Linked DNA regions of Homo sapiens: region 2 is linked to region 1. A link is a loop called in an ENCODE intact Hi-C map of the cell type or tissue named here. Cell type or tissue: endothelial cell of umbilical vein. All regions are shown on one strand.

Region 1 (5,000 bases):
GAAGACCCTTGGTCCCTTGTACATCTGTGGGCTTTGTTCTGGTCCCCAGCCAGAAATTTCATCTTATATTTTTGTTCATATTGGATAGCAGATTATGGGTGGATTAGTGAAAAGCCATCCTTAGTAATAGGGAATGTTTTGATGATGAGTCATTAATGCTTTTTGTTTGGAGATCAAAGATGACACCATTCAGTGATAAACATGTATTTCCTTCATATGATATAGGGAACATGTTTGACTCTGTATTGCTGATTTGCTCTGGTCCTCCCTGCCTCATTCTTTTCTGTCTATTACAGGTCGACATCTCAGATTGTGGGGTGTTGGAGCGAGGGGCCAGGCAGTGAAGCTTGCTGTGCTCGTAGTTTGCTCTTGGGCTTTTAGTTGTTTTTTTCTACTCTTGTATGATACAAGCTAAAATATGGTTTCGTAATATTTTTGTTTCAGATAATTTATTATTGAATACAGATTATAGTTTCAGATAAAGAATATACTTTTCCTATATTTCCCTCACTTCCTTCAATTCTTGTCTATGGAGGCTGTGTAACAGTAACTCAGAATGCACGGTATTTCTAGTGTGTGGACCTTGTTGTCAAGGTTTTAGACACACTGAGCCTAATGTCTTCTAGAGTATAATATTATTGTATAAGCAAGTATCAGTGCTAAAGAATACATTTTTTTTCTTTTTTTTTTGAGACTGAGTCTCGCTCTATCGCCCAGACTGGAGTGCAATGGCATGATCTTGGCTCACTGCAACCTCTGCCTCCCGGCTTCAAGCGATTCTCTTGCCTCAGCCTCCCGAGTAGCTGGGATTAGAGGGGCCCGCCACCGTGCCCAGCTGATTTTTGTATTTTTAGTAGAACGGAGTTTCACGGTGTTGGCCAGGCTAGTCTCAAACTCCTGACCTCAAGTGATCTGCCTGCCTCGACCTCTCAAAGTGCTGAGATTACAGGTGTGAGCCACCATGCCCAGCTCCAGTAATAAATTTTTGAAATGGAAGAAACATTCTCCATTCTTTGTTAATGTGCTATGGGAAAGAGTGGCTACATATTTATTTTATAGCTCTGGAATTAATGATTCAAAGTATTATACATCTCATTTGCAATGCTCCATAGATTATTTAAGATCATTTGCTAGCCACTTAATCTGTGGCTATAATTAAATTACTCTCAAACTTCCGGCTCTGAGATTTAGTTTTTCTTGGACAAAAGGCTACCTTTTCTATCTCTATCTTCCAAAACATGTTCACTAACTCTTGAGAGTCCCAATCAAAAGCCTTTTTCACATATGGCCTGCACCTCAGGCCTTTCTTCCCTCAGGCCTTGGTGATAGACTAAGGGTTCTATAAATTCTGATTCTCATCCCCACCAGCCTATAGGCTCTGTTGACTCATAGCCTAAGCACTATCTCTGAGTTTTCTCCTATGTTTAAAAACTACCAAAACTTTTTATTATGGGAAAATCTCACATATATACTAAAGTAGAAAGAACAGTACAATAAATTCCCATGTGCCCGGGCCCCAACTTCAACAGTATCAACTCCTGGCCAATCTTATGTCAGCTATATCCTCACTCATTTTGCCTTTCCATGTTATTTTGAAGCAAGTCCCAGACATACTGTTAATTCATCCCAGATATTCCACTGTGTATCTGTGCAGAAAAGAGCATAGCAGGCCTGATTGCTGTCCTTTGGAAGGCCTGTTTACAAGGTTGGCCCTTGGCGAGCATCTGGGAACTTGGATTTTGGGAGGGTTCTCAACCACCCTAACTAGTAGTAGTGTACTGTACCTAAGCTTTGTGTGCAAACTACATGGTTTGTGGTGAATACTTGCTTTCCTTCTGGGAGTCTGGAATCTTAGTAAGTGCTATACAGAGTTTGCCTATGTAACCTGTCCTCAGTAAAAACTGAGCAATGTGTCCCTAATGAGCCTCTCTGGTAGACAGCATTATTGTAACTAGCCGCTGGGGGAATTAAGCCCATCCTGTGTGACTTCACTGGGAGAGGGCTCTTCGAAACCTGTATTTGGTTTCCTCTAAACATTATGTCATGCACCTTTTACTTTTGCTGATTTTGCTCCGTGTCTTTTTGCTGTAATAAATCTTGGCCACGAGTACAGTTATATGCTGAGTCTTGTGAACCCTCCTACCAAATCACCAAACCTGGGTGTGGTCTGGGGATCCCTGACAGATTATCTCTAACATAAGCACTTAAAAAAATCTATATATCTATGTATGACCACAAAACCATTGTGACACCTAAAAATGTTTATAATTCCTTAATATTATCAAATATCAAGCCAGTGTTTGCATTTCCTATTGTCTCATAAATGTCATATTCTTTTTGTCTACTTTGTTCTAATCAAGGTTCAGGTATTGCAACTGGTTGACACTTATTGTAAGTCTCAAGCTATAGGTTCGTACTCTATCTCTTTTTCTTTTCTTTTTTCCTTGAAATTTATTTTGTTGAAAAAACTGGATCATTTTTCCTGCATAGTTTCCCGCAGTCCAGTTTTTGCTAATTATGTTGCCATGGTGTAGTTCAATGTGTTGCTTTGTAAATTAGTAGTTGGATCTAGATGCTTCGTGTATGAGTTTTTGAAAGCCCAATGCCTTCATATATCCTGAGGATATGCCTTAATTTCCGTTTGATTAATGTTTGCCAAGAACATTGATGTACTTGGATAAAAGGGGATTAAACAGTAAATATCTTTGTTTTTGTTAGCATGAGACAGATCTTCTGACACTTGGAGCCTGACTCATGTTACTTTAGAGAATCCAATAAAAAATACATGGCTTAGTGTTCATTACTTGCTTTTCAGGAGGTAACCCTGGCGGGGATCTCTGAGCAAAAGCTGGCTTTAATTATCTAGAGTTGGTACAGTGTCATTGTGACTAGATATTATGATGTAGGTGGAAATGTGGGGTTTTCTTATTTTTTAAAGACTCTATAAAAACAAAATATTAATAGAAAACATCAGAACCCTACTAAAAATTGTAGACCCCCACATGCATTAATTTTCTATGCAATGAAATCCTTCAGTACCTTAGTAATGAAGTTCTAATTAATGAGTTACTTAAGTCCCTCTTAATTCAACTTGGTAGGAATAATCCAACAGCCAAGGCCCAATGTAGTTATCATCGTAGGTCATCTTTGGAGATGTGCCTTTTTTGAAACAGCTGGATGGTTGGGCGTTTAATAAATATTTAGAATGTAAATGTATACTTAAATTTAAAAAAATTAAATTGTAAAATACACATAACGTAAGTTAACCATCTTAACCATGTGTAAGTGTACAGGTCAGTAATGTTAAGTACATTCATATTGTTGTACAACCAGGCCAGGCATGGTGCTCACACCTATAATCCCAGCACTTTGAGAGGCTGGGGCAGGAGGATCCCTTGAGCGCAGGAGTTCAAGACCAGCTTAGGTAACATAGTGAGACCCCGTCTATACAAAAAATAAAAAAATTAGCTGGATGTGGTGGCTGCACCTCTAGTTATAGCTACTTGGGAGGCTGAGGTGGGAGGATTGCTTGAGCCCAGGAGTTTGAGGTTGCAGTGAGCTGTGATCATCACACCACTGCACTCCAGCCTCGGCAACAGAATGAGACCCTGTCTCAAACAACAACAACAACAACAACATATTGTTGTACAACCAATCTCTAAAACTCTTCATCTTGCAAAACTATATCCCTGTACCCATTAAACAATAACTCCCTATTCCCCACTCCCTCTAGTCCCTGGCAACCATTATTCTACTTTCTCTCCCTATGAATCTGACTACTCTAGGTACCCTATATAAGTGGAATCATATAGTATTTGTCTTTTCATGACTGGCTTATTTCATATGGCGTAATGTCCTCAAGGTTCATCCATGTCGTGACATCTTTCAGAATTTCCTCAAGGTTCATCCATGTCGTGACATCTTTCAGAATTTCCTTCTCTTTTGAGGCCAAATAATATTCTTTTGAGTAAATACACCACATTTTTGTTTAATCTATTCATCCATTGATGGACATGGGTTGCTTCCATCCTTTGGCTATTGTGAAGAATGCTGCTGTGAACATGGGTGTACAAGCATCTCTTTGAGACCTTGCTTTCAAATCTTTTGGATATATAACCAGAAGTGGGATTCCTCGGTTATATAGGAATTATATATTTAATTTTTTGAGGAACCACCATACTGTTTTCCGTACTGGCTGCACCATTTTACATTACCAGGGTGCAGAGGTTCTAATTTCTCCAGGGCACAATCGTTCTAATTTCTCCACATCCTGTCCAACTCTTGTTATTTTCTAGTTTTTTGATAGTAGGTATTCTAATAGGAGTGAAATGGTATCTCATTGTAGGCTTGATTTGCATTTCCCTAATGATTAATGATGTTCAGCATCTTTTCATGTGCCTATTGGCCATTTGTGTATCTTGTTTGGAGAAACGTCTATTCAAAGTCTTTGCTCATTTTAAAATCAGGTTGTTCATCATTGTTGCTGTTCAGCTGTAGAATTCTTTTATTTTTGTTTTAAATTTACTTAGAGACAGGTCTCACTATGTTGCCTAGGCTAGTCTTGAACTCCTGGGCTCAAGCAGTCCTCCTGCCTTGGCCTCCCAAAGTGCTGAGGTTACAGGTGTGAGCCACCATGCACAGCTGAGTTGTAGAATTCTTTATATATTCTGGGTATGAATCTTTTATCAGATATATGATTTGCAAATATTTCCTTTCATTATGTGGGTTTCCTTTTCACTCTGTTGATTGTGCCCTTTGATGCACAGAGGTTGGTTTTTTTTTTTTTTTTTAGACAAAGTCTTGCTCTGTCACCAGGCTGGAGTGCCCTGGCACGATCTTGGCTCACTGCAACCTCTGCCTCCTGGGTTCAAGCAGTTCTCCTGCCTCCGCCTCCCGAGTAGCTGGGACTACAGGTGCGTGCCACCACGCCCGGCTAATTTTTTGTATTTTTAGTAGAGACGGGGTTTCACTGTGTTAATCAGGATGGTCTTGATCTCCTG
Region 2 (5,000 bases), 76 kb after region 1:
TGACTATGACCCTAGAGTCTTTTATTTCCATAAAGTGATTAGCACATTGTAGCTGCTTATTATGTGTTTGTTAAATGAACGAATGAAGCAGTATTTTTAAGAGGGCTTTTAGTTCACATTAGACCTTCTGGAAACAGGTCAGAAGAGCTCACCTCCACTCCAAAGCACCCAGTACCCAGCCTATTTAGGATTATTGTGGAGGCCCTTGAAAGGACTGGCCAAACCAGAAATCATAAATCTGTCATTACTCCATTTTCCAGCTAAGCTGAGTTATCTGCTCTTTCCAAACTTCTGATTCTGAGCCTTCATTTATGCTATCCCTTTTGCCTGGAATGTACCCTTCCTGACTTCTGTAGTCCTTGCTTGCTTTCTCTTACTCATTTTTGTAGACCTTGTTCAGCTGTCATCTCTAGGGAATCTTCCCTGATAACCTCTTCTTCCTCTTACGGCCCCATCACATGTATTACAGTCTTGAATTATTGGCCTGTCTTTCCTATTAGATGACTGTCTTAGTCCAGTTTCTGCTGCTATAACAGAATACCACAGACTGGGTGATTTATAAAGAGCAGAAGTTTATTTGACTCACTGTTCTGGAGGCTGAAAAGTCCAAGAGCACAGCGCTGGCATCTGGCAAAGGTCATTCAGTAGTAGGAGGGCACATGAGCATGTGAGGCAGAGAGGAAATCAGCTTAAACTCATCCTTTTATCAGGAGCCCACTCCCGTGATGACTAGCTCACTCCTGCATTCATGCCATTAATCCATTCCTGAGGGGAGGGGCCTCATGACCTAATCAGCTCTTAAAGGCCCCACCTCCCAATATCATCATGTTGGCAATTAAATTTCAACATGAATTTTGGAGAGAACATTCAAACCACAACATCCGTCAACCACATGAGGATACAGATCATGACTTATTTAACTTTTAGTTGAATGAAGCCAAGCCAGCAAATGGACTATTTCTTCTCTAGTGATGAGGATACTTTAATAGGAGCTAGAGTTTGTGGGAGATGCCATTTTGAGGATTGTTAGCTGGTAATTTAAAATATTTTAAATGGTTTTGTAACTTTAAACAAATTAAATTTCTTTGTAAATTTAAATTTCTTTGCTGTGGCTTCAAAGAGTATCTCCTGAAGTGGTTGACAACAGTACTGTAAGATATTGAAGTAATTCTTTAGGAATAAAATAATATGTTTGAGATTTGTACACATAAGAATTCAGAGGCCCTCTATTGCAGATTCATCCTTAGTTGTGATGCTCTCTAATTTAATGCTTGATATCTTCTTCCTCTGTGTTATTTTTTAATTTATAAGTAGATATTATTTTTAGGAAATATCATTCTTATGTTCCTTTCCACACTGTTGCATGTATGAACCAGCAAAAACTCACTGTGCCTTATCACGAAGAACACAGAAGAAATAATGTTAATCACATTGCCAAGTGGGCAGTGGAACAGGAATTAAAAGAAATTAAAGAATGTGTAAGCAGAAACTCAGTTGTATGTAAGAAAATCCATTTCCCCCTGAGAAAGAGAAAGAGCTGGAGTCCTTTAAAAATTAACTGCCTGTTTTTCTTTGGCTAGTGAGCCTTATCTCTCCTCCTTTCCCAGGCATTGTGAAGACCCTGTTTCTCTAGCTGTGCAGCTGCAAAGTCACTAGACAGATAAACCCAAGTCATAAAACATGTTTTTTCTTGAAAAGAAATGATGTAATGCATGTCTCAATTAATTGAATAACTGTCTTTGTTTCTTACTTCTGTAATATGCTTCCCCCTGCACAGATCTCCCCCACACCCCATGAAATGTTTAAAAGGTAACTTAACGCTTTGTTCAGGGCTTGGTCCTTTGGATGTTAATCTGACTGGGCTGGTGCACCTAAATAATAAATATCCTCCTCAACCCCATCGGTCTCTCTGATTCCTTAAAAAAAATATATATATATCCTGCAACATTTCTGGTGGCCAGTATAGGGATTGAACCTGAGACCTTGGTGTTATAAGCACCAGTATCGACCAAAAAATCCATTAATTAGCCCCCTACTTCCATAGAGACCATAGTTTCCCTTATCAATCCTGCTATAGGCAGCAATGGCAGTTACTTTTTAAAAAATTTTTATTTTACAGAGATGAACGAAATCAGTCCATCATCGTAAGTGGAGAGTCTGGGGCAGGAAAAACAGTCTCAGCTAAGTATGCCATGCGATACTTTGCAACTGTGAGTGGTTCTGCCAGTGAGGCCAATGTGGAGGAAAAGGTCTTGGCCTCCAACCCCATCATGGAGGTAAGACAGCGAGTCTTCGGCTTTCTTCCTATATTCTCTTGATAAGAAACATGCTCAAAAAATTGATTGATACAGCATGTCTCAGAAAGCCTGGGGTCTCCAGCCACTAAAATTAAGAAAATGCTTTTCTACATGTTTATAAAAAATCTAGGGAAAGTAAAAACTTGGTAAGGTAGACATTTTTAGTAAAGCCCAGCTATAGCGGAATCTGTTTTAGTCTATAATCCTGAATTTTTGACCTACCAGCAAAATTGTTGCCCCTAAATACCAGGCAGCAATTAAGTTTCCTTCTCCTCATTAACTGACTCATGTCTATTGTTCCTTTCCTTGTACCAGAAGTACAAGTTACTCATTTCCCCCAAGTCCTGAGTTCTTATTTATGCTCCTTCTAAAACATAAGATTTGTTATGCTCAAGTATGAATGAGTTTCCTTATTCCTTTGCCCATATTTCATTTTCTGTACTTAGTCCGACCTCAGTTGGCTTAAATTTTAATATAGCTAAAGTTTTAATTTTTTTCCAGATTTGAACTACAAACTTAAACTATGATCTTTATAAGCTTTTTGTTGTTGTTGTTGTTCTGTCAAGCACATAACACAGCTATAGGTTCATAAAAGACAGTAACTGTAAGGTTTTGACAGGGGAAGAACTATGAAAAAATGTGCTTTCAAAACTTGAATACACCATATACAAAGTAGAAATGCCTGTGCCAATGAAAATGGAACTAATTGTGTGAGAATTTGAGTGTTTTAGGATTTGTAGATAATTATCTGTCTATTAATAAGATTTTTGGAAAGTTATAGTTTTATATGAAGACTTATTAAATGGAGAAAAATTACTTTTGTTAAATGGAGAGAAATTAATTTGGACATGCAGAAGCAAACCTTCCTTGTTAAAAATTCAAATCGGCATTTTTTTATTCCTGTCTTTTTCCTTTGTCAAGCTTTATTTGTCACCCAAACACAGATGGAGTTAAAATCGGCCTGGTGCACCTGTGGTACAAGTGGTTTTTGCGATAATCTATGTAGAGGTAATTGTGCTTGGTTTGCGGTGCTGCGTGTGACACTTCAGAACAGAATGCCGTGACCTCTTATCTGTAGGGCTGCTCTCTAGAGCAGCAGGACTTCTACTTTTTGGGATTGAAAAACAAGATATGATGGGGAAGTTCAGAGGCTTCATGGGCTGGATGTGCTATGGAAAAAAATACTGGGAATACTTTCTGAAATAGGATGAACAGGAAGAAACAGATGTTTGCACCGAAAGAGAGTAGTGAAAATTTTAAGCAAATGTTAAGATTTTGAAAGAATGTAAGCTACAGATACACTGCTGGATGTCACTAGTGTTAATACTGGGGAAATAGAATCTGTGGAGCCAGTTTTTGGTTTGGGGTCAGAAAACAACAGGGCTTCTTTTCTTGCTGTTGTTGTTTTGACTGGTTTTGGTCATGACAAATTCTTGGTATTTGACAACAGTTCCAGCCATTTTAGTCCCTAGCATTAGAATATCCCAAAGTCTTGAATGTGATGGCATTAGGTAATCCCATTTCTTCCGGGCCTGGACCATATAATACTAGGATTTGAAGTTGTCTGTGAAGATAACTTAAGTCTAGAATGAACCTTCTAGAATTTTTCATGAGTTGAGTGTACTATTTTATGACCTCTTTCAAAAAAAACCAGCTTTATTGGTTTTTCTGCAACACAGATTTGAATTGTATTAGTAGGAATATATTAAAAATTTGGAATAGCTACTGTCTTAGTCCATTTAGTGTTGCTATAACTATAGCCTCAGAATACCTGAGGCTGGGTAATTTATAAAGAAAGAGATTTATTTAGCTCATGGTTCTGTGGGCTGTACAGTAAGCATGGCTCTGGCATCTGCTAGGCTTCTGGTGAGGGCCGGCGTGCTGCATAACATGGCAGAGAATGTCACAGGGCAAGTGGACACACACAAACGGGAAACCTGAGGGCCTCCCGACTTCATAACAACCCACTCCAGTGGAAATGAATCCAGTCCCGAGAGAACTAATCCAGTCTCACAGAGGGAGAACTCACTACAGGAGAACTTTACCAAGGCTTTCACTATAGATTTGTCCCCATGACCAAAACACCTCCTACTAGACCCCACCTCCCAGCACCTTCACATTGGGGATCAAATTTCAACATGAATTTTGGTGGGGACACGTTATATCCAAACCACAGCAGTCAAAGATAATACTTACAGTATGCAATTATAAAGAATATGCCCTGCTTGCTGGGATGAACATAAAAGATAAAGGGATCAGCTATGCTCACCTGCTTCCTTCTCTATTATTTAGTCTGTCTAAATAATTTGAAATTGTTCATCTATAAGAATTTGGATTAAGAAAAATTTGGTAAAGAGTTGAACTAATTTTCAATAACTACAAAAAAGGGCATCTCAATTTGAAAGTTGGAAATGTGATATGGAGCTGAAGATCAGTTACTGGAAGAAAACATAGGTAAAATATTGAGTATGTAGTCTGAAAAATTTGTAGCTTTAAATCGCTTCAATACTATGTCCCTATATCAGAGCCCTTTGCTGAGATGTCAGGAAAGGCATATCGGCGTCTCCAGTGATCTGCTGAAACTCCTCATAGGATAATGAGCATCCTACATGGTTAACATTACAATCCAGGGTCTAAAGAGATATGCACATTATTCTTTAAAAAGGAAGCTCCTCATTCTCAACATAGGCTTCTTTTGCAAAA

Evidence for each region. Hi-C counts contacts between places; a loop is a spot of excess contacts. Peaks named below come from ENCODE experiments on the same cell type or tissue, not always from the same donor. Only the 100,000 strongest peaks of a DNase experiment are listed, where the experiment ranks them.
Region 2: a loop joins it to region 1, with 6 times the contacts of the local background. A loop is called at or near these places in 4 of 110 quality-filtered maps.

What each region holds. Positions count from the first base shown.
Region 1 is chr15:52,489,352-52,494,351 of GRCh38, reverse strand. All of the region lies in intron 1 of MYO5A (myosin VA), which reads left to right. Among named protein-coding and RNA genes, the nearest start is that of MYO5A, 37 kb to the left of the region's middle. In endothelial cell of umbilical vein, no CTCF peak of the experiment used is centred here; DNase peaks (open chromatin) are centred at 341, 1,991 and 2,641; H3K27ac peaks cover 3,702 bases.
Region 2 is chr15:52,413,421-52,418,420 of GRCh38, reverse strand. It overlaps MYO5A (myosin VA), which reads left to right. Exons shown (of 42, transcript NM_001382347.1): 5 at 2,120-2,276. Among named protein-coding and RNA genes, the nearest start is that of MYO5A, 110 kb to the left of the region's middle. In endothelial cell of umbilical vein, no CTCF peak of the experiment used is centred here; DNase peaks (open chromatin) are centred at 730, 1,450, 1,720 and 2,580; H3K4me3 peaks cover 689 bases; H3K27ac peaks cover 4,429 bases.